Linked DNA regions of Mus musculus: regions 2 and 3 are each linked to region 1. A link is a loop called in an ENCODE intact Hi-C map of the cell type or tissue named here. Cell type or tissue: heart. All regions are shown on one strand.

The links. Hi-C counts contacts between places; a loop is a spot of excess contacts. Peaks named below come from ENCODE experiments on the same cell type or tissue, not always from the same donor. Only the 100,000 strongest peaks of a DNase experiment are listed, where the experiment ranks them.
Region 2: it touches region 1 in a loop (4-fold over the local background); 11 of 42 quality-filtered maps call a loop at or near these places.
Region 3: it touches region 1 in a loop (8-fold over the local background); 11 of 42 quality-filtered maps call a loop at or near these places.

Annotation. Positions count from the first base shown.
Region 1 is chrX:74,019,461-74,027,460 of GRCm38, reverse strand. It overlaps Irak1 (interleukin-1 receptor-associated kinase 1), which reads left to right and starts at 3,540. Exons shown (of 15, transcript NM_001177973.1): 1 at 3,540-3,851; 2 at 3,928-4,095; 3 at 4,264-4,395; 4 at 4,509-4,612; 5 at 4,797-4,988; 6 at 5,212-5,276; 7 at 5,498-5,612; 8 at 6,400-6,518; 9 at 6,926-7,133; 10 at 7,496-7,561. The coding sequence starts at 3,716. It overlaps Mecp2 (methyl CpG binding protein 2), which reads left to right. Exons shown (of 4, transcript NM_010788.4): 4 at 1-869. Mir5132 (microRNA 5132) reads left to right here and starts at 3,863; the gene lies at 3,863-3,933. Mir718 (microRNA 718) reads left to right here and starts at 3,525; the gene lies at 3,525-3,612. In heart, a CTCF peak has its summit at 3,528 (motif pointing left); a DNase peak (open chromatin) is centred at 3,560; H3K4me3 peaks cover 1,753 bases; H3K27ac peaks cover 1,955 bases; H3K27me3 peaks cover 677 bases.
Region 2 is chrX:74,082,193-74,090,192 of GRCm38, reverse strand. It overlaps Mecp2 (methyl CpG binding protein 2), which reads left to right and starts at 4,503. Exons shown (of 4, transcript NM_010788.4): 1 at 4,503-4,683. In heart, no CTCF peak of the experiment used is centred here; DNase peaks (open chromatin) are centred at 4,422, 5,122 and 5,572; H3K4me3 peaks cover 2,285 bases; H3K27ac peaks cover 1,833 bases; H3K27me3 peaks cover 995 bases.
Region 3 is chrX:74,408,850-74,416,849 of GRCm38, reverse strand. G6pdx (glucose-6-phosphate dehydrogenase X-linked) reads left to right here. Exons shown (of 13, transcript NM_008062.3): 3 at 1,697-1,734; 4 at 1,834-1,942; 5 at 2,769-2,986; 6 at 4,373-4,531; 7 at 4,759-4,884; 8 at 5,192-5,285; 9 at 5,406-5,592; 10 at 5,858-6,093; 11 at 6,191-6,267; 12 at 6,361-6,453; 13 at 6,553-7,367. The coding sequence ends at 6,643. It also overlaps a transcript of Ikbkg not described here. Among named protein-coding and RNA genes, the nearest start is that of G6pdx, 16 kb to the left of the region's middle. In heart, a CTCF peak has its summit at 3,290 (motif pointing right); a DNase peak (open chromatin) is centred at 3,279.

The DNA of each region.
Region 1 (8,000 bases):
TGTTATTCTCATTGCAGATTGTTCCAGCCTAATGTAAGAGGAACAGAGCAGTGTTCCCTTGGAGCCTCATGTGGACAGTTCTACCTGTAGTGACCAGTTGGCTATAGTAGTTATTAGCTGGAACAACCAGACAGGGTACATGCCCCCTCCAAAATCCATGTTGTACTCCCCTCTGCCAGCCAGGGGGGGTGAGATCTGTAGAATAGTGCAGCCAGTGACAAGCCACCTTGTGTTTGTCACCAGCTCAAAAACTCATCTAAGGTTGGGAGCAGGCAGACAAGGCAGAGAGAAAGATCCAGGACAGACCTAGCTGGGCTGGAGGGGTCTTGAAAAGCCCTCTGTCGTATTCACCTTCAGTTTTTGTGCTTTGGGACAATTACTTTAGAAAATAAGTAGGTCGTTTTAAAAACAAAATATTGATTGCTTTTTTGTAGTGTTCAAAACAAAAGGTTCTTTGTGTATAGCCAAATGACTGAAAGCACTGATATATTTAAAAACAAAAGGCAATTTATTAAGGAAATTTGTACCATTTCAGTAAACCTGTCTGAATGTACCTGTATACGTTTCAAAAACACACCCCACTGAACCCCTGTAACCTATTTATTATATAAAGAGTTTGCCTTATAAATTTACATAAAAATGTCCGTTTGTGTCTTTTGTTGTAAAATCAAGTGGTTTTTCATAAGGTTCTTTTACTATTTGAAAAGATGGGCAGCACGCGGTTTCATTTTATTTTTGTAAGTTTTTTAATACATGTGAAAGCAAAGAATACTCAGCATGCCTTTCTAAGTGATGCGTTTGCACCTTTTGTTGGGAAGTACTGTATCCTGTGCTGTTAGCATTCTCGATAAATCTCTCTGTGAAAGTGACTCAAGGTCTGGGCTTTCATTATAAGTCACCAGTCCCCTCCAGCTCACCTGACAGCATGATATGTTTGATTCAGCTATCCCTGAACCCCAGTAGCCTCTCTCAGGATAGGTGTGGGAGGGTAGGGAAGCCTATTTCATATACTGGCATCCTCCTTAGTTTGCTCTGTGTCAATATTTTTCAAGCATACTACACCAGCATTCGACAGGAAGGCCTGACACAAGTGTGCCTAGAGCATAGCTTCCCTCTCCTGACCAGTGTGGCAGGGGCAGCTGCTAGGTCCTGGTGTGCCATAGTGTTAACACTTTCCTCCCAACTATGAGGAACTGCCCAAAGGGAGTCCTTGTGTCACTGGTTTCCTGTAAGAATATGAGCCTTCTGCAGCCACCTACTCCATAGGTTGATATGGCCTGGAGGAGAGGATAATGGCATGTCACAAATAATTGTGAGCATACCTAGAAGCTATCTTGAAGTTCTGGCCTCAAATGTTACATGAAAGGATTGATGATTCAACCTATAGACATGGAGAATACACTGAGTACCAGGTGTGTACCAGACACTGAGAGTCCCCCGTCCATAAAAAGGACCAAATCCCTGCCCATAGAGTTTAACATATATACACATGATAATTTTGGATAATGGAGTTGGCACATCTTAATATAGACTGACCCATGAGAAACCACTGGAAGCTCAGCATATGGTTAACCTCTTGGGTTGTTTTGGTTTTAGTCAGGGTCCAACTTCTACTCTAGGCTGGCCTGGAACTGAGTATGTAGGGTGATCTGCCTCAGCCTCCCAAGTGCTGGAATTACAGATATGAGCCACCATGCCAAGCTTTGTTTTATAATAAGGTCTCACTGTGTAGCTCTGGCTGACCTGGAACTATGCATTGTAAACCAAGCTGCCCTTGAAATTTTAGTTATCTTCCTACCTCTGATTCTAGAGTTCTGGGATTACAGGTATGCACCACCACATCTAGTTTGACCTCATCTTGAGAGTGGCCACAATTACTGTGGCTTCAAAGAAGAGGCCCCAGTGGGAGCCAGCCATGGATCTTGTGTAGACCTTTCTGAAGACATACTATAAGTTCCTTAGAGGTCAGGCTAGTGAGAGAGAACCCTTTGTAGTTAGGATTGATATGACAAAAAGTGTTTGTTGGGGAAACTGGTCAGGAGAAGAAAGCTGCCGCTTTACAAGCATGCTTTCAGCTGGCCAAACAAGGAATACCAAGTTGCTGCCTGTGGATCATCCCTGGGCAGTGAGAAGTGAGAAAAGTTTAGAGGTACAGAACTCCAGCAAGCTCAAGGTGTGTTCAAGAGAGGAGCTGGGTTTAGGAAGTTTTCCCCACAGCTGTTTATGTTCAATCTTATCAGGAATGGCTACAGCAGGGGTGTATATGCAAACTCAATTTCAGAACAGAATAAGTTCTTTTCAGGACACCTACTAAACAGGGTTTGGGTTTTTTGTTTGTTTTGTTTTTTGTTTGTTTGTTTTTTTCAGGTTTGGTCTTGATCTGAGGTAGGGTTGCACTTTGTATCCCTGGCTGACCTGGAACTTAAACCATGCTAACCTCAAATTCACAGAGATTCACTTGCCTTTGTTTTCTGGGTGCAGGAATTAAAGGGGTGTACCACCAAGCCCAACATCTAAAGAGTTCTATCTGGCTTAAGGCTGTTGGTGTATATAAGTTCAGGTGGGTGGACAGAGGCTGGCTATGCCATCTTCCTAACAGCTCTTTTAAAGAGCTGGGCTTTAGTGATTTGTACTTGAGGAAGACCACCTGAGCAGGGAGCACTATCCAAGCCATACAGTCTGTGCAGGTGAGTGGCAATGGCTAATGCTAAGAGTAGTGCACTCATATGAAGAGGACTTCAGAGAGCATAATGAGAAAGTAGTGTGCGCTGAGATGTGTGTCATAGTGACCAAAAAGGCCAAAGAAAACCCTGAATGGAGAACAGTAGAGGAATAGGCAAGAGACACTCATTCATGTGGCTAAAGGTCACAACAGGTGGTATCACCAACAACTACTCTAGAAAGGGGTAGGAGAAGCTGCTAGACCCTACTATCCTTATGGAGAGAAGTGCAAACTAAGATAAAAGTGTGACAGAAAAAGGAAAGGGACATTTAGAGCCGAACACCATGTGTATGTTAAGAGACATAAATGTGTTAGTTGGAAAGCTAATTAGAATCCTGCACAGGCAGATTCTGTGATCTAACACTTGCTGGCCCAGCTGCTGGAAGGTTCCTGGGGGCGTGGTGGGGGCATGGAGATCTAGCACACAAGCAGTAGCATGGTATACACTCTTCCAGACCATTCTCAGGGCATCCATCCTTATCACCAAATGACTACAGTCTGCCAGAGGGCCATTTTGTTACCCATATTTAACCCTGACTGACCAACAATTTGGCTGGCTCTCAAACTGCTCCCCAACTAAAGCGAGGGTAGCCTCTCCGTGACTTTCACCAGGCTTGGCATAAACTGCCTTTGTAGAACATCGTGTAAAAACATCGTGCCCTTTGTCTCTAGAACTGGAAGTCATTCTTCATCCTGTTCAGCCCTATTCAGATGTTTGTGTAGGACCACAGACCTCGGTTCTCCCATTAGGGACTCCCTCCTACGTAGCAGAGCTCCTTCCCCGCGTCAAGGGCGGCGCGGGACGCCCCCGTGTGGCGGAAGGCCGCGGAGGGCAAGATGGCGGCGGGTCGAGCGCCGCCTCTTCCGCCCGGCCGGGTGTCGCACGAGGCCGGCCTGAAGGGGAAGTGAGTCAGTGTCCGCGGACCCGGCCCGCTAAGGCCCGCGCCCGCCGAGGCCCCGAGAGGCCTCGGCCCGGGGGCGGCGGCGGCGGCCATGGCCGGGGGGCCGGGCCCCGGGGAGCCTGTGGTTCCAGGCGCCCAGCACTTCTTGTACGAGGTGCCACCCTGGGTTATGTGCCGCTTCTACAAAGTGATGGACGCCCTGGAGCCCGCCGACTGGTGCCAGTTCGGTGGGTGACGGCAGGCCGGCGTGGGGTGGTGGACTCAGGCTTCTGGAGCTGAAGCCTGATGTTCCCCATCCCGCAGCGGCCTTGATCGTGCGCGACCAGACAGAGCTGCGGCTGTGCGAGCGCTCCGAGCAGCGCACAGCCAGTGTTCTGTGGCCCTGGATCAACCGCAACGCGCGCGTAGCTGACCTCGTTCACATCCTCACGCACCTGCAGCTGCTGCGTGCGAGGGACATCATCACAGCCTGTGAGCGAGCATAGCCCCAGGGACCCTAGGGATGGGAACCCAAGAGGGGTGACGGGTACAGAGTTTCCTGAGACAGGGAACCATATGGGAACTCCCCCCCCCCCACCCCTTCACTTAGAGATAGAGAGCTCTGAGTCACAACCCTCCTTTCCTTCCTTGTTATCCCAGGGCACCCTCCTGCCCCCGTTGTGCCCCCAAGCACCGCTGCCCCAAGGCCCAGCAGCATCTCTGCAGGCTCTGAGGCCGGGGACTGGAGCCCCCGGAAATTGCAGTCCTCTGCCTCCACCTTCCTCTCCCCAGGTAAAAAGAACCCGGGTGTTGGGCTTGATATGCCTGAGGAAAAGGCCACCATGACTGCTGACATGGCTGTAGACTGCTGCTGGTCTCTGCCTCTCACTGCCATCTTTATGAAGCTTTTCCAGGCTCCCAGACCCATTCTGAGTCAGAGCTCCTCCAGGTTCCACTCCCTGTTTCCCTCGGGCCACCACTACCATCTTCAGCCCCTTCCTCCACCAAGGTAGGTGTCTCTTAACCCCCAGGGAATTTTCCAGACAAAGAGGAAGAAACTTAACCTTTGGTGTACCACAGAGCCCAAATCAGCACAGCCAGGTCATCTGAGAGACAACTAGTGTTGAAGGGAGCTTTCAACCTGGACCAAAGGGAATAGATAGGGTCCTCGCCTGGTCCATGGTCTCTTCCAGCAGTCAAGCCCAGAGAGCCCAGTGTCTGGCCTCCAAAGAGCCCATCCCTCCCCGTTTTGCTGGCCCTTCTGTGAGATTTCCCAAGGCACCTGCAACTTCTCTGAAGAACTCAGGATTGGAGAGGGTGGTTTTGGATGTGTGTACCGAGCAGTCATGAGAAATACTACATATGCTGTGAAGAGACTGAAGGAGGTAGGTGTAACATTGGGGTAGACACCTGGAAGACAATCTATCAGTCCTTATTTGTCTAGTTCCTCCCTCCATCAGCCCCTCACTTCTGCAGTCTCCAGCCTCCCCAAGCAATTCCTTCAAGGACCCCAAGCCTTCCATAGATTTGGGCCTGGAAACAACTGGCAAGCTTGGCTCATGTCACCTACTTTCCCTACCTCTTACCCCACCATGCCTGGGGCTACAGGAAGCTGACCTAGAGTGGACTATGGTGAAACAGAGCTTCTTAACAGAGGTGGAACAGCTATCAAGGTGAGCCTTGGGGGTCCCTCCTGTCTAGGGGCACAAGGTGAGCCACACCACGGCCTCATCAGTCTTTAGGACTGCACAACACAAGATCTGGCTCCCTTGGGCCCTCAAGGCCTGGCCTGGCATGGGTGAGGGAACATCAAGTGCTGCCTACCTAGCCTGGCCTGATGAAAAGTAGTAGAACCCAGAAAATTAAAGAACTCAGACTCCACTCTTTATAACAGGTTTCGTCACCCAAATATCGTAGACTTTGCTGGCTACTGTGCAGAGAGTGGCTTATACTGCCTTGTTTATGGCTTCTTGCCCAATGGCTCCTTGGAGGATCAGCTCCACCTTCAGGTAGTCCTTGCTGATCTGGCACCTTTATTGGCATAGCCCCTTAGCCTGTGTCAGGCAGGACTTGGGCTTCTGGCTCCCCCTCAAACTCAAGATTTGGCCCAGGGTTTTCTTTCTTCCTTTTTACTGGCTTGATTGTTTGAGACAATACCTCACTACCCAGCTCAGGCTAGCCTCAAGCTGGCAATTCTTCTGCGTCAGCCTGCTCTATGCTAGAGTTACATTACACTCAGCTTGGCCCAAGATTTTCCATACAATTCTTTCCTCTGTCCTCTCCCCACTGTTCCTCTATTGGGAGTTATTGGCTTTGCAAGCAGAGTAGCTAAAGGATTTAGTATTTAGTCCACATATAGCTCTTGAGGAATGAGGACCAGTGGAGACAGGCTGTCAGACTGAACCCAAGCTTGAGCCATGCCTGAATGTCATACTCACAAGCCACCACATATACAGGATAAGAGCTTCCTTCTCAAACTGTTTTGAGAGAGGAGAGGGAGAAGGGCACCAGCACTTTCTGTTAGGTAGAGCTGAGCCCATCACATTTTGTCTTGAGTCCTGTGAAATGTTCCTAGCTGGTATCCCAGCTGTAGAGTGCTTGCCAAAACCTTCGGTATAGCTTTAGCTACCACTTGCTCGTGAATTAGGTCATAGACAGTCTTACTCCTCATTCTCCAGAGGCTCAGAATAAAGCTTGCCCCAAGCCGCACAGTGACAGGTGAGGGGAATTTGGGGGGGGGGGGTCAAAGAACAGCTGCCCTGAGCTGCCTCTGTGCTTCTGTCTTTGTCACTCCAGACCCAGGCCTGCTCCCCACTTTCCTGGCCTCAACGACTGGACATTCTTCTGGGCACAGCCCGGGCTATTCAGTTTTTACATCAGGATAGCCCCAGCCTTATCCATGGAGACATCAAGAGGTGAGGAGGGGCTCAGAAGAGCTATAGAAAGTCATATGGCCAGGGAGACAGTGACCCTCTGCTCAATGAACAGCTCTGTTCTGAGTGTCCCTGTGATATTCTTCCTGCCCAGTCCTGTGAATATGGGAACAGGTGTTGCCTGGGACCTCAGAGCTGAGAGTACTTAGGGCTATGAGTACCCCTGCATGGTGCAAGTATACAAATAAAGCCACGGTGGTGAGCAGAAGCCAAACAATGTGAAGGGGCTCAGGGACTGCGGGCCCTCAGACAGCTGGGATGCAATGCAGCCACTTTCCATAAGCAGTACGCCTCTAGTCCAGTTTATCAGGACCATTTGGGTGTAGGGGACAGAAAAACAGAAAGGTAGTAGGACCTGAACTGGTGCCATTCTTCCGTTTGTTTCCAAGTTCTAACGTGCTTCTGGATGAGAGACTGATGCCCAAGCTGGGAGACTTTGGCCTGGCTCGTTTCAGCCGCTTTGCGGGGGCCAAAGCAAGCCAGAGCAGTACTGTGGCCCGGACTTCCACAGTTCGAGGTACCCTCGCCTACTTGCCTGAGGAGTACATCAAGACAGGCCGACTGGCTGTGGACACCGATACCTTCAGCTTTGGGGTGGTGAGCCACCAGCCCTTCTGTTGGCTTGGGGAGGGAAAAGCACCAGTAAGTAAAGTCAGGAAAGCCTAGAGAATTCTAGGCCTAAGGCAGAGGTGAGCCTAGTGGGGAGCTAGCATAGCTTTGGCCTTAGGGATCACCCTGCCTCATACACCTCCCTCTTCCCTTGCACTAAATTGTGGTCATAATTTGCATCCTTTTGCTTAAGCTTGCATCCCATAACAATGCTGCCCTTGCTGGGAGGTGGTCTGTACCTGCCTGTTCCGGGACTACTTTCCCACTAGTCCTGATCCATGCCCATGCTACAAGCCTCTTCTACACACAATTTCTCCCTGCTAAAGTGATGTTGTCTATCCCCCCTCTAGGTAATACTGGAGACCCTTGCTGGTCAGAGGGCTGTGAGGACACAAGGTGCAAAGACCAAGTATTTGGTGAGCCTCCTAAGGTGGAGCATGGAGGGAGGGAGGGGCAGCTGCAGCCAGTGGGTACAGCCCCAGAGGGTGGGATGGTACAGATCCTTTACATTGCCCCACAATAGCCTGCTACTGCTGCTGCTGACTCATCTTTAAAAGTGGGTGAGTCCCAAGCAGTTTCTTTTACCTTGCACGGAAGAACCTATCTTTAGTTTGTACCTAGACCTTGAGGATAGGGATGTAATCTCAGTGGTAGAACCTTATTGCATGCAAGGCCCTGGGTCCTATCCCCATCAAAGGGGAAAAAGAACTTTGACAGGTTCCCCCTCTGCCTTGGACTGGGGATAGAGAGGGGGCTATTCCAGATACCCCGGGGACCAAACCTTCAGTGGAACTTAGAGCAGGGCTGAGTAAAGGCAGTAGGAAGTAGGCAGGCTGTTAAAGTAGCAGCTCCAAG
Region 2 (8,000 bases), 63 kb before region 1:
AAATATTTTCAGCTATATTTTTCCAGCTACCGTATTTTTCAAATAATTCTTCTCTACATTCTCATTCTCTCTCTCTCTCTCTCTCTCTCTCTCTCTCTCTCTCTCTCTCTCTTGTGGGGTGTGTGTGTGTATGCAGGTATATATGTGGATATTGATGCATGTCTACATGTACATGTGGAGACAGGAGACAACCACTAGTGTTGGACCTCAGGAACCATCATGGGGGTCTCTGTAAGCTCTACTGCAGGGAAATGAACTGCAAGGGGCAGAAAGGAAATCTGTCTTAGCCAGTGTTGGTTCAAAATTCTAGTCTGACCCTGTGCGGTTTATTTTAAACTTATTTAAGTATGGTGCAATTTTGGGAAAGAAAAGTTCCCTGGTTACAGTTTTCTCAATTCTGTGTAGAAAATGAATATTTGGGCCTAACTACATGGAAAGTCTTTTGCAAAGTTTAGGTGACCTCTACCGTGAGGATGCATTCTACAGCTTAGGGCCCTAGGATCTGGTGTGGTTTCTGTCATGCAGATAGTGTTGAGGTCACCAGGCTATAAAATACTTGTTGACATCTCAGTCTACTGACTGAGAACAAAACTGCGGATGAAGGTCTAGGGAGGGAGAGTCTGATATAAACTGGGGGAGGGGGGATTTGGGTGTGACCTGACCACACAGGTGGCGCAGACCACCAGGCTATTAACAAAATCCACTCCCAGCCTTCTGGGTGGAAAAGAGGCATATACATCCCTTCTGTTGAAGAGACAAGCCTGCCTGCATGCTTCACATCCCTGGTTTCTATATTCCTTGTCTATGAGCACAGAGACTTCATGCCCTCCACATCCATCATATTTAAAGGTGATTTAAAGAGATTGGGCCTATCACTTGCATGAAACTCACCAAGTAGGCTGGGTTAGGCTAGTCAGCTAGCCTCAGGATTCTGCTTGTTTCTGACTCCCCAGTACTGGAATTACAAAATTCCAAACACATGGCTCCATGTTCAGATTTAAAAAAAAAAAAAAGTTTTGAAGATTGAAATCAGATTCTCTCTTTTTGTTTGTTTATTTGTTTGTTTTGTTTTTTGAGACAGGGTTTCTCTGTGTAGCCCTGGCTATCCTGGAACTCACTCTGTAGACCAGGCTGGCCTCAAACTCAGAAACCCACCTGCCTCTGCCTCCTAAGTGCTGGGATTAAAGTTGTGCGCCACCACCGCCCGGCTTGAAATCAGGTTCTCATGCTTGCACCATCAAGCATTTTGCCAACAGAACTTTCACCAAAGTTTCTTTATTTCCTTTTAATCTTAGGCACTTTTCTTTCATTGCAAAATTTTGTCTGTCTGTCTGCCTGTCCATCCATTTGGATTGGGGAGAAGGAAAGAATGAGCCATAGCAAGTATGTGAATAAAGGTCACAGGACAATTTATGGGAGTCAGTTTTAGGTACTGGGACTTGGACTTAGGTCATCAGGCTTAGCAGCAGGAGCCTTTACACTGTCCATCGTGCCAGCCATGGTACTTTTTTTGAGTAGTTTTAAGAGTAAAAAAGGAAAGCTTTGAGAGCATGTACATGCAAGCATAATTTATTGTCTTTTTCTATTTTACCTTTAAATGTGTATTTATTTTTATTTTATGAATATAAATGTTTTCCTGTATGAAAGAGATTGGGTTTTGTTTTGTTTATGAGACAGCATCTCATGTAGCCTAGGCTGGCTTTGAATTCATAATGTAGCCAAGGATGACTTTGAATTTCTGATGTTCTTGCCTTTTACTTCCTGTGTACTGGCCTTATAATTGTGCACCACCATGACAGGTGTATGTAATGCTACGGGTTATCCCAGGGCTTTGTACATGCTAGGCAAACACTTTACCATTGAGCAACACTTACAGCTTCTGGGACACTTGATTGGTGTGTATGATGGATGAATGGTTTTGGGAGATATTACATAAGTATCCTCAAGTCAAATTGTGTTTATACTTGTGTAGCATCATATGGGATGTGCCTTCAGTATTTTGAACTGTGTCATCTTTCTCATTTTTCTTTGTCATTTTGGAATTAAAAAAAAATGTCCCACCACTCCCACAGATTTTTGGATAGAGTGGATGTGTGTGTTCTATTTTCCATATTGCTAAAATTCTTCAGTTTGTTGAGATATATACATGTAGTATACTTTCCTGGTTGTAATTGCCCCACTTTTTATGTTGGGGATTGAATCCAGGGCTTTATGAGTGGTAGGCAAGTGCTCTACCATTACGTTTTATCCTCAGACTCTATCTCCCCATTTTAAAGGAATATTATTTTTAAATGCTACACTCTCATTTTTTAAATGGCTCCTTTTAATTCTACTGCTAAAATACTTTTGGTACAATATGCCTTTTTTTCTATTTTTTTTTTTTAGTGCAAGTATAAAATATGTCATTTAAATCTCTTTTATCTAATTTAAGGAACTTAAGATTTTCTTCCCAAAATTTCACAAGGTAGGAAAATGATGTACTTTATTTTTGTGAATGATATTGCACTGTAGATCTTGCTGTTTCTTGCTTTGTTCTCAATTAAATATCATGTTTCCTCTACAGCTTTATAGACATTTTGATCAGATTAAGGACATTCTAATTATAGTTCTTTAAGGTGTTTTTAAAATCATATGTAGGTATTGAATTTTATTAAATGCTTTTTCCTGCATGTATTGGGATACTCACATGATCTGTTCTTAAAATTATAATTGATTTCTAATTTTAAACCATCCTTGCATTCGTGGAATAAAACTCAGCCTGAAGGTGTGGCTGGAGAGATGGCTTGTTGCTCTTGCAGAGGACCCAAGTTCAGATCCTATTCTCTGTATATGCAAATACCTGTATTCTCACACCCCAACATACACACACACACACACACACACACACACACACACTACCACTCTTACCCACTTGTTTTTTACATTTCTATCTTAGTATTTTATGTGTATAAGTGTTTTGCCTGGTGCTCACTGTGGTCAGAAGAGGGCACAGGATTCCCTGAGACTAGAATTACAAATGGTTTAGAATGGCCATATGGGAAATCCTCTAGATTTCCCCCACTGTAGTAAGATATTCACTTAGGTGATCCTGTCCCAAAGTCAGCCATCATCCTTATTTTTTTTCTTTCTTTCCATCTGATATCCAATACTTTTGGCTCAATTTTTAACATAAATCTTAACTATCACAACTTATCAGATTTCAACTGCTACTGTCCTGGTTAAAGCCTTCATCATCTATCTTTCTTCAACTGCTGCCAGGACCTCTGGACCAGCCAGTTCTTCATTCTTCACTGGCAACATAGGTTTTATGGTGACAGCTAGTGACTCAAATATTTATCAAGGGCTTCTCATCTCAAAATAATCTCCTAGTTCTTTTGGTGGCCTAGGTCTCTCTCCAGTCACACTGGCCTCCTTAGTAAGGCAGGCATAGTCCTTCCTTAGAGTGTTTAAACTTGCCTAGAATGTTTTCCCCAATTACCCATATTGGGAGACGACATGAGGGCAAAAGCTAGAGGGTATCATAATAGCACTTCTTTTGTCCTTGCCCTATCTATTTCAAAGTCTTTATCTCTGTGCAAAATTTTAAGTTCTACTTTCTTGTATGTTTAGTATGACTCTTCCTTACCAGGAGTCTAGTTTGTCTCCTTGTTCAGTACTAAAACAGTGCCTAGCAAATAAATGAATAGAGAGGGGAGCCAAATTTGAATCAGAAAGTCTCTTGTTGCATAGTGTTTAAAAAACAAACAAAGAAAGAAAGTCTCTTGTTGAGCATTTGTTTAGCACAAAGAGCATTGGATGCTGACTGGTATCAGGGTAAGGCTGCTTTGACAATGCTCCCTCTGGCCTCACTCCCTTTTATACGTACTTCCATCAAACCATCTGATTCAACAATGACAGACCGATCTCTTATGGGCTTGGCACACACCATCTGCCCATTATAAACGTCTGCAAAGACCAAGGTTTGATATGTTGATTTTACTGTCAGCCTTAAGAGTGCGACATCTGCTAATTTAGTGTAATAATACAATCAGTAGACCCTTTAAAACAAGTCCCTTGGCTTGGAACAACGCCAGGCTCCTCAACAGGCAACTTTGCTACTTCTACAGAAAATGATAATAAAGAAATGCTGGTGAAGTCAAATGCTTATCACAATGGTGAACTACTCAGCAGGGAGGCTCTAATAGGCGCCAAGAGCCTAGACTTCCTTAAGCGCCAGAGTCCACAAGGGCCCAGTTAATCCTCAACATTCAAATGCTGCCCACAAAACCAGCCCCTCTGTGCCCTAGCCGCCTCTTTTTTCCAAGTGACAGTAGAACTCCACCAATCCGCAGCTGAATGGGGTCCGCCTCTTTTCCCTGCCTAAACAGACAGGAACTCCTGCCAATTGAGGGCGTCACCGCTAAGGCTCCGCCCCAGCCTGGGCTCCACAACCAATGAAGGGTAATCTCGACAAAGAGCAAGGGGTGGGGCGCGGGCGCGCAGGTGCAGCAGCACACAGGCTGGTCGGGAGGGCGGGGCGCGACGTCTGCCGTGCGGGGTCCCGGCATCGGTTGCGCGCGCGCTCCCTCCTCTCGGAGAGAGGGCTGTGGTAAAACCCGTCCGGAAAATGGCCGCCGCTGCCGCCACCGCCGCCGCCGCCGCCGCGCCGAGCGGAGGAGGAGGAGGAGGCGAGGAGGAGAGACTGTGAGTGGGACCGCCAAGGCCGCGGGCGGGGACCCTTGCTGGGGGGCGGGTAGGGGCGGGACGTGGCGCGGGAGGGGCCCGCGGGGTCGGGCGACACGGCTGGCGGATGGCGTCCCTCCTCTCTACCCTCCCCCTCCCTCTGCCGCCGGTGGTGGCTTTCTCCACTCGTCTCCCGCAATCGCGAGCGACGGTTCTCAGCGCGATCTCCCTGGAGCCACCTTCGAATGACGCCCTCCCGCTGCCCGCCCCATCTGTGCGCATCCTAGGCCCCAGCTGTGCAAGCGCCCTTGTCGTCTGGGCTTCGCCAGTTGGGGCTGCGCGCGCTCCTGCCCTTCTTGGGGCTTTGGGCCTCGGCACTGTCGCGCGCCCGCGGTCCCGGCCTCTCCCTGGATCGCGCTGTCCCCTTCTCCCTCGCGCGCCCCCACTCCCGTTACTTGCTCCCCCCTCACACACACAGACTGGCGCGCGTGCGCAGTCCATCTCCCGTTGGGAGAGTGCGCCACAAGGGCTCCTGAGCTCTTACCCCCATCTCTGGGTTTTGCTCCCTCCTCCTCCTCTCCCATTCCGTGACTTTTTGCCCCCACTGCAAGCGAGTCGGTCCATCAGCTCCATTCCCCACTTGGCAGGAACAAGTTGAGGGTTATTGTCCACCCACAAAAAGGACTAGACATTATGTTCCTAGGTCCCACAACTCATCATAAAGAGATGGTTGTAGTTCTCATCAGGAACCGTGGGCAAGGGACTGTGCGTTCCTCAGCACTCGAAGCTCTTCCGTGAGACCATGCCCGCAGGGTGCTCTGGTTCTTTGGGGATGCTGTGCTGTGGCTTCGGAATATGAGCGTCTTCCCACCCTCCCTCCCCTCCCTTCGCCAGCGATCATCCAGTTACATAAGTGGAATGGGACGTTGTATGTAACGGGCTCTCTTCGTCCTGGAGCGCTCAGGATCGCCAGTACCAAATGGGGCGAGATCATCGCATCGCTGTGACTCCTGTCACTTATCTTTGAAAGTTCATTCTCTTTTTAGTTTGGTTATGGCTGAATCACTGAAAATAAAACACAGGTGACTTTTATGTGGCAGTGGCAATGTTTCTGAGGTTTTGCACTAAAGGTTTAAAGTCATCATGGAGTCTAAAAAAGATTCCCTCTCACAAGAGAGACCCTGGTATGACATTGTTCAGTATGGACCCCTGAAGGGCAAAGCTTGTTAGGGGATACCTCTATGCTGGTTCCTTGTATGTTCGGGTATAGGTTGATCAAAACAAAAATGGGCTCCACCACAAATTTGATATTCCTGACTCATAGTCAGGCAGATATGTACTCTTGGTTAATTTTCCAGGAACACAAATGGGCTCTGTTGAGTCATTTGCATGTTGACTCCACTGTTTGGAATCATTACAGTGAGGCAGTAGGCTCAAATACAGGGTGGTTGATGACGATCATGAAACAGAATGGACTAATTTATAGTGCTAAGTGACTGAGATGTTGTAGGACAAGTTCTAGATATTTTGTTATACTACATAAATGAAACCAATTTGGGCCTGGGTAGTAAAATTTCACTAATAGGTAATTATTACTGTAGAGGAGAATTTTGGGTTTGTGGTTGGAATTATGTGAATCTCAGCAATTTCAATTAATAACATGATTAAACTGATATCTTAGGTTCTTTGAAATATGTCGAATCTCTATAAAAAGATAAAATTTGGATTGTTAGGTCCTTGGGGAGTTTCCACCAAGGATTTGGAAAAATATATTTACAGACTTTTGGTTTTTCGTTTGTTTTTAACTTCAAATTCAAGTCATACTCAGAAAGCCTAGGAAACACTTGCTTTTATTTTCTTACCTGGATATGTCAGAACCTTAAAGAGTCCAAACACTGTAAAAGTACAAATGATCTAAAATGAGTTAATACACATGGCCGACAGAGTGCATTCACTTTCACAAACACACCCAAGTCTTGCTTGTCAAAAAATTCCAAGGTTTGTACATCTGAGCCTGAGCTCAGAGTTGGAACCTTTACTTTGTTTTTATATTCTTACAACAGGTTTGCTTCCTCAGGTGCCCCTCTGGTTATCTATTTGTTGTACCCATAGCTCTTTAAACATCGTAAGCAACTTCTAGAACACAGTTTCCTTTCAAAGTGCCTGGTGACATCTGAAGCTAGTGTGTCCTAAGAATTTGAAGAAACTGTATGGCTTTCTTGCTAGTATTGATCTATCACATATGCCTATTTTCTTTCCATGAGAATGTGTCTTGAGTACTTTAAAGCTACAGTAACAGGTCACTATTTCACTGAAGAAGAAAGCATCATGTTGTCCATTGTACTCTAAGGATTATTTTTTTCCTTTTTTTTTTTTGTTATTGTTATACTGGTGGTCAAACCCAGGACCTCATGCATGCTAGGCAATCACTCCACATCCTTAGCCTTCTACTCTGTTTTTTGTGCTGTTTGACTCCTGAGGTACATATGACCACAAAGACTACACATAGACCACAAAGATTTTGGAAGGTTATGATATGTTTTTGCAATCTGTGTATTTTCCAGATAGAGTGGTTCACTCTACCTGATCTGCTTCTATGAAGCCTAATCTATTGGGGATAGGGAGGCAAAGCTATGGAGTTTAAGGAGAAATCAGCTAAACCCTTGTTCCAGTGCCCCAACTCCACCCATGAACTCCTGAGAAGTTTTTTTTTTTTTTAAACCTAAAATAAAGAGCAGCAGAGGTAAACGTGTTAGTTTGTTTGCATGGTAAATGATATATCCTGGAACCTGTTATCTTTTCTAAAGGTAATTGTCAGTGAGAATCTTTTTTTTTATTCATTATTCTCATATATTGCATCCCAACTGTATTTTCCACTTCCTCCTCTCCTCTCAGTCCCTCACTCCTCCCTTCTCCTTCCCCATCCACTCATCCTTTTCCCTTTAGAAAAGGCAGGCCTCCCAGGCATATCAATGTAGCATGGCATATTAAGTTTCAATAAGACTAGTCACCTTCCCTCATATTAAGGCAGCCCACTAGGAGGAAGGGGATGCCAAAAGTGACAGAGCTCCCCACTCCCTCTGATGGGAGTTCCACAAAAACAGGTCACTCGGTGGGGAATGTTTTAATTGGCTAAGAGCAGTTTACCACCAGTGAACTACTTCTGGGAAGCATAGACTGATGGACAATGACATTTCTAGTAGCCAGTGTTTTTAAGCGCAGCCTAGACTAGAGAATTCCAGGAAGTGTGGCAGAATATCTCATTTTAATCACCTGCTCTGGTAACATCTGTGCAGCAAGCCATGTGGCTAACAGAAACAATCTTTTTAGTTGGGTAG
Region 3 (8,000 bases), 390 kb before region 1:
AAGACCAACCTGGGCCTTTATTCCCAGCACTGGAAGACAGAGGCAGGTAGAGCTCTCTTGAGTTTGAGGCTAGCCTGGTCTACAGAACTTCCAGGATAACCAGAGCTACACAAAGAAAACCAGACTTGGGGATGGAGGGTGGACGGTACCAACATTGGTTACATGGCAAGGCCCTGTCTTAAAAAAATAAAATTAAAAAAATTTTTAATTCTGTGTCTCAGCTAGGCTGTAGTGGCACACACATTTAATCCCAGCACTCCGGAAGCAGAGGCAGGTGGATATCTGTGAGTTTAAGCTCAACCTTGTCTACAGGATGAATTTGAAGACAGCCAGGACTATACAGAGAAACTCTATCTTGAAAAAAATAAACAAAATTCTCTGTCTCATTCTAACTTGTTAGGGTTTTGTTAGGCTGGGTTGGGTTTTGTTTTGGATTTTGGTGGTGGTGGTAGTGTTTGAGATAGGGAAAGGGTCTTATGGTGTATACCTAAGGCTGACTTTGAAGTCCAGATCCTCCTGCTCCAACTACCCAAGTACTGGGATTATAGACCTGTGCCACGAAGCCCAGCTTTTCTTTCTTGTTTTGGTTGTTTAGTTTGGTTTGATGTTTGGGGAAGTTGGTTTTATTTTGGCTTGTTTTTTTTAATAGCTCTTAATTTATTCTTTGAGAATTTCATACATGTATACAATGCATTTAAAGCATATCTACCCTCCATTCTCTCTCTCTCAACCCCTCTGGACAACCTCCCCGATCCCCCACCCAATTTTTATTTTTGTTATAACCCATTAAGTACAATAATTGCTTCCTACATTCTCATGAGCATGGAACCATCATCCACTCCTTGAGCAATTACCAAGGGGCCATGAAGAAAAATTATATTCCCTAGCAGCCACTGATGGGAAGTGGATCTTCCAACAGATCCTTAGCTAGGGGTAGCAGCTTGTGAACTACACACACTCAGCATGCTGGCCAACTTGATCTCATGCAGGCAACTACAGCTACTGTGGCTTCATGTGTACCACAGCCCTGTCATATCAAGAAAATAGCAATTCACAGCTCTCCTCTAGCGCTCTTTTGTTAGTTTTCTACTCTGTTTGTTTTTGTAGGGTGGGGGTGGAAATCAGAACCCTTGCCTACTCCAAAATCACTGAGCATCTTCTCCAGCCCAATTTTTCCATTGAATTTTTTCACTGCTACCTTATTTTTTTTTTAATTCTGATTTAGAAGAGGTGATTTTGAAACAGTATCTCCCTCAATATTGGGAGAATATATTACCACCAAATCTGGCCTTTGTTACAGAGACAAGACTTCATTCTGCATCATCAAACTTTTCCTGCCATTATTTTTCTAACTTTCCAAATTGAATGACCATCTCATTGCCTTCTAGCTCCGGTGACATCTGAGGCCTTACCTCACAGGTTTTGTCTTTCTTTTATGTGCTGCCTTTATCATCCTTAAGCTCTAATGAATTCGATGTCTAGGGTTTCATCTTGAACCCAGCAGTGTCATCTACTCATCTGTATTGGTACAAGGCTGGTAGAGGCTTAAGTCTCAGAGATCCTCTGATATATATGGGGAGGGCATAGTAGATATATTTCTAGCTGAGTGGTAACCCCAAATGAGGACTAAGATCACCACTGGTGGGGAATGATCTAGGTCGTGTCAGCTCTTTCTGACATGTTTCTTCTTCTGCAGGGTGACCTGGCCAAGAAGAAGATCTATCCTACCATCTGGTAGGTAATATTTCTACACTACCCCCCAAAATACTCTCTACCAGGTACAGGCCTTGGCCTTCCCTAGCCAGTCTGAAAACAGCTGTATTGTACCCTCAGGTGGCTGTTCCGGGATGGCCTTCTACCTGAAGATACCTTCATTGTGGGCTATGCCCGCTCACGACTCACAGTGGACGACATCCGAAAGCAGAGTGAGCCCTTCTTTAAAGTGAGTGTGACATTGGATCCTGGAGCCTTGTGCTGCCCTTTCTTCTACTCCACAGCAAGACTAGCTCCAGGCATCCCTTGAGAAGACATGTCCCCATTTCCATCATAAGCAATAGTTCCCTCCTTTCTCATTTGACTTATTAACAGGCAGGGCCACCCAGAACACTCAATCTCTGACACCTCACATCCTTGCTTTCCCTTGCCAACCACACAAAAGTTGTGTCTACTTAATTGTGCCACATTCTTCCTGACCTTTGAACAAAGACAGGAAGAAGGTCCCTTCAACCTCATATCTGTCTCCTAGCTCCACTCTGGCTTCATCCTGCTATGCTCTGGTACCACACTGGATCATGCCAGTAGCTGGATGAAAGGACCCTTCCAAGTACCTCTTTTCTACAGTAATTGCACTATGTTGACATTTTCTCACCACCTATAGTTTACTGTAGTAATTTTGAAGAGACAACCTTCTCCATCATTCTTTTTTCTCAGGTTAGACTTTCCTGAAATCCAGTTTCTACTCTAGGTATGAGGGCCCCAAGGATACATAAAAATGTGCCAGTGATTTGCCCCACCTGCATATATTCCTGCTATGTGCCTTAGCCCTCTGCCTGTGGGTACACAAAGTTACCATGATAAAGTAAACTCCTGTGCTTGTAGAGCAATGACAGGGACTCAAGGAAAACCCGCCTTACCTGTGGAACAAGAAATTGTTGAGAGAGTGAGGGGGGTAGGCACAGAGAGAGAAAGAGATCTTCTATTCCTTTAGGGCAGAACAACTGTAGACTCTTGAGAAAAGTAGAAGTTGACATTCATCTGTGTATCCCCAGGCCACTCCAGAAGAAAGACCTAAGCTGGAGGAGTTCTTTGCCCGTAATTCCTATGTAGCTGGCCAGTATGATGATGCAGCCTCCTATAAGCACCTCAACAGCCACATGAATGCCCTGCACCAGGGGATGCAGGCCAACCGTCTATTCTACCTGGCCTTGCCCCCCACAGTCTATGAAGCAGTCACCAAGAACATTCAAGAGACCTGCATGAGTCAGACGTAAGACCTGTCTTTCTTCACTCCTGTCTGTTTGTTCCTGTTTCTGCTACTCTAAATAGCCCCCAGGTCAAGCCAGTCTATGCAAGTTGAAAAGATGAATGCCCCTAGTGTGTTGTCCATATGGAATAGCATACCCCCCCCCCCAAAAAAAAAGGAACAGGCTATACACACACACTGGGCAGCTTCTACCTTCCAAGGCTCTCACTACAAAATAGTGGCCCCTTGCAACATTTCCCACCAGGACCATAAGATGACAGTGTTGCTCCACAGAACAGATGCTCATTGTGAGAATTCCTTCCCCCACCCCCAATCCTCAGCAGATCCACAAGGTGGCAGTGTTGTTTCATAAGAGAGCACTGCTGACTGCAAACCATCTTTCTCTTCCTCCTGAATTTAGAAAACAAGTTTAGCACTCTGAGTGTCAAAGAAAGAAACCTGGTCTTTTAAAATCTATGGAAATCTGGGCAAGGTGACACATAAATAATTTCAGTATGATGGAGATTGAAGCAAGAGGATTGCTTGGAGTTCAAGGCTAACCTGTAATACAGAGTGAGACTGTCTCAAACCAAAAAAAAAAAAAATTTAGCTGGGTGTAGTGACACACAGTTGTGATTCCAGTACTCAGGAGGCAGGAGGATTATTATGTTGTCAAGGCCAGCCTGGGCTACATACGTACTGAATTTGAAGTCATTCTAGTCTTCATAGTAAGAATATGTCTCAAAAAAACAAATAAAAGCTAGTTTAAAAAATAAGTAAACTCAATTAAAGTCAGTTGCGTTGGGCGATGACGATAGTCCCTGCTACTGAAGGGATGAGGGAGGAGTACCCTTTAACCCAGGAATTCCAGAACAACCTGAGAAACACAATAAGACTTCAAGAACATAAAACCAATGAGGGGAGCCAGACATGATGGCACAGTACCTGTGATCTCAGCTCTTGGGAGCTGGAAACAGGAGAAGCAGCAATTTAAGGTCATTCTTAACTACATAACAAGTTCTTGGCCAACCTTGGATACATGAGACTAATTAAAGTAAAACTAGTAAGGAAGCTGTGTCCTTCTTTCCTGTTGGCTGCTGGGCCACTTCTGACCCTCTAAGGGTCTGGCATTGGGAGGTGGGGAACAAGGCCACCCAAGGTCATGCTACCCTAGCACCAAGGTGGAAAAATCCCTGGAATTGTTCCAGTCCCTACCATGTTGTCAGGGAAGCTTCTAAGATGCTGTCTATTCAGGATAAGGATCAATAGTAGCCAGCAGAGCTTCCCTGAGTCACCTGAGAATACAATAGATGAAAGCCCTGCTCCCTGGTGTGAGGGTCAGAATGACATGGCCATAGGCCTATTCCTGGGAAAGGTTTGGGAAATAACATGATTGGGGGCTCCAAGCAGAGGCTGGAACCGCATCATCGTGGAGAAGCCCTTCGGGAGAGACCTACAGAGCTCCAATCAACTGTCGAACCACATCTCCTCTCTTTTCCGTGAGGACCAGATCTACCGCATTGACCACTACCTGGGCAAAGAGATGGTCCAGAATCTCATGGTGCTGAGGTGCATAGGGGATGGGGTGGAAGGGAACCAGGGCAAGGGTGGCAACATAAGGAACCCCACCTGCCCTGCTGCCCCAAAGTCAAATTCCTCCTAGATGCTGGCCAGGGTACTAAGCTTGGTACTTAGCTCAGATACAGCCACTATACTGTGGAATCCCAAATGTAGCATCCATTCATGAACCCTTCCAAAATGTCTCTCATGCTAGCCTCTAAACGAACCTCCCACAGGTTTGCCAACAGGATCTTTGGCCCCATCTGGAATCGAGACAACATTGCTTGTGTGATCCTCACATTTAAAGAGCCCTTTGGTACTGAGGGTCGTGGGGGCTATTTTGATGAATTTGGGATCATCAGGTAAGAACCCATATCCTACCCCAACTCAGCTCATCTTCACACTATGAGGGCTAGTGTTCAAGTGACCTGTTGGGGGTAGCCATGAAGGGTATAACTCCCATCTAGCCAAACCCCAAAGGGTTAGGATTAGTATCTACTAACTTGTCTTAGGATACTGGGAAGACACTAGGGGTAAGGAACCAAGGTTTTCCAGTTTGTCACTAGGAAGCCTTGTTTGGTAATCCTAGGGCAACTAGAACTTAGTTATCCCCTTGGCCTCACCCTGGAAATGGCACTTGACTAGAGCATCTGCCTCTTCTGCTACTAGGGATGTTATGCAGAACCACCTCCTGCAGATGTTGTGTCTGGTGGCCATGGAAAAGCCTGCCACTACAGGTTCAGATGATGTCCGTGATGAGAAGGTAGGTGGAGGCATGTCCACCAGGTCCCCAGCAGCCATGCCCCATAACAAGTAATTCTATGACAAGGCACTGGGCTCTTGTCCTACATCCTCCCTGTTACCTGCATTGGTTCTCTCCCAGGTCAAAGTGTTGAAGTGTATCTCAGAGGTGGAAACTGACAACGTGGTCCTTGGCCAATATGTGGGGAACCCCAATGGAGAAGGAGAAGCTGCCAATGGATACTTAGATGACCCCACAGTACCCCATGGGTCCACCACTGCCACTTTTGCAGCAGCTGTCCTCTATGTGGAGAATGAACGGTGGGACGGTAGGTGAAATTTCTAGGTTCCAGCAAGGCAGGGTTAAATGTGCCCACAAAGAGACACTTCTTGTTATGATCATGGTATGAATACATGGTATTCAGTAGTAAGGGATGCTGGAGAAGGAGGGCTACCACAAGTGGGAAACGACCCTAGTCATTACTTATTCCACGTGTACACATTCACACATATACACAGACACAGGAGCTCTCTCTCATATACACACAGCACAAGATAGGAAAGCCAGTCCCTGAGGTCATCCCTGCTCTCTAGGGGTACCCTTCATCCTGCGCTGTGGCAAAGCCCTGAATGAACGCAAAGCTGAAGTGAGACTGCAGTTCCGAGACGTGGCAGGTGACATCTTCCACCAACAGTGCAAGCGTAATGAGCTGGTCATCCGTGTGCAGCCCAATGAGGCAGTATACACCAAGATGATGACCAAGAAGCCTGGCATGTTCTTTAACCCTGAGGAGTCGGAGCTGGATCTAACTTATGGCAACAGATACAAGGTTCAACAGGGAGGACCATCTGGGCAAAGCCCTAAGGGAGGCCCTGGGTGGCTGAGTACAGTAGTATCAGCAACATCCCCCTTTCCCAAACCTGCAGAATGTGAAGCTCCCTGATGCCTATGAACGCCTCATCCTGGATGTCTTCTGTGGGAGCCAGATGCACTTTGTCCGGAGGTGAGGGACCCCCAGCCTAACACAGGCAAGAGGGATGGTTTTCTCCCTCTGTCCCTGTGTGCCTCCACTCCATCCTACACTGTATCCCTTCAGTGATGAACTCAGGGAAGCCTGGCGTATCTTCACACCACTGCTGCACAAGATTGATCGAGAAAAGCCCCAGCCCATCCCCTATGTATATGGCAGGTAAGGGAAGGATGGGAGCTAAGAGGGCCAAGCCAAATGAAGCAGGGCAGTGGGAATACCAAGGATAAAGGTCACTCATGTCTCTCCTTTACCTCCCAGCCGCGGCCCCACAGAGGCAGATGAGCTGATGAAGAGAGTGGGCTTCCAGTACGAGGGTACCTACAAGTGGGTGAACCCTCACAAGCTCTGAGCCCTGGAAGTTACACCATCTATACTCTGCCTCTTCTGGCCACCCTTTCTGCATCTTCCCTTTTCACCATCTAACCCTATATTAGGACTATTGACCCCATATTGGAAGGACTTTGGGACCATAGGCCTTAGATACACATTCTAGTTCCTGGGCTTGGACCGCCATTTTGTCCTATGCTGCTGCCACTGCCACCACCAGTAAACCCAGCTACATTCCTCAAATACCAGGCATTTAAAACTCATTGTAGGGTTTCAGGGCCACCACTGGCCCTATCTGAGCCACCCATCTTTCCACAAGACCTGAATCACCTCCCTTCCAGCCGCTGCAGAAAGAATGCCTATCAGTCTGCCCCTGGACTCCTTAAGGAGTTAGGAACAATGGGGAGGAGCCTTAGGCCTCAAAGGGACAATGACCAAACCAGACTTCCCAGAGGCTATGGGCAAGCTCCTCAAAACTTGAAGGAAGTGGTCAAGGACACCTATGTGAGAGGACCTGCCCATGGCCACACTAGCCTCAGTGCTACTAGACATTCCTCCTCACCAGATGGAAGAGACCTCATGCTGCCTAGCAATATTTTGGGGGCTCTAGATGTCCCCTGACCAATTCCATACTCCATGGTCAACCTCATCCCACCTATGGGCAGCCTCCTTACCAAAGGAAGGCAAGCACAGCAGCTAGAATTTTCCTATCCCAACCCTGCCATTAAATCCTCAAAACAGTTTTACCTGTCTCCTTGTTCTTTTCTCCTTGCATCCAGGATCATGAAGGAGAGACCTATTATTTCCCCACTTCCCACATTTGTTATTCAGGGTTCTATAAAAGAACAGAACTGATAAAACATATACTAGAGTTGCTTAGAAGCTACAGTCCAAATAGTCCAACAATGGCTACATATTTTGAGGAAACACCTGAAGCTGATGCTAGAGCAGTCTCTTAATTTGAAATCTTCTGAGGGCTCAGTAGGACTGAGAAGTTTTATAACTGTTGCTTTATACCATGCAGTCATCTCATGCTGGCTTTGAAATCACAAAGCTCCACCTGCTTCTGACTCCCAAGTGCCAGGCTTAAGGGTGTGTATCACACACTATAGAATATTTTTATTCTTTTCAGGCATGACAGTTACACTTCTTTTTGGGGTTTTTTTTTTTGTGTTTTTGTTTTGTTTTGTTTTTTGTTTTTTTTGTTTTTTGAGACAGGGTTTCTCTGTATAGCCCTGGCTGTCCTGGAACTCACTCTGTAGACCAGGCTAGCCTTGAATTCAGAAATCCGCCTGCCTCTGCCTCCCGGGTGGTGGGATTAAAGGTGTGCGCCACCATGCCCAGCTGACAGTTACACTTCTGGTCAGTGTCCTCCAGAG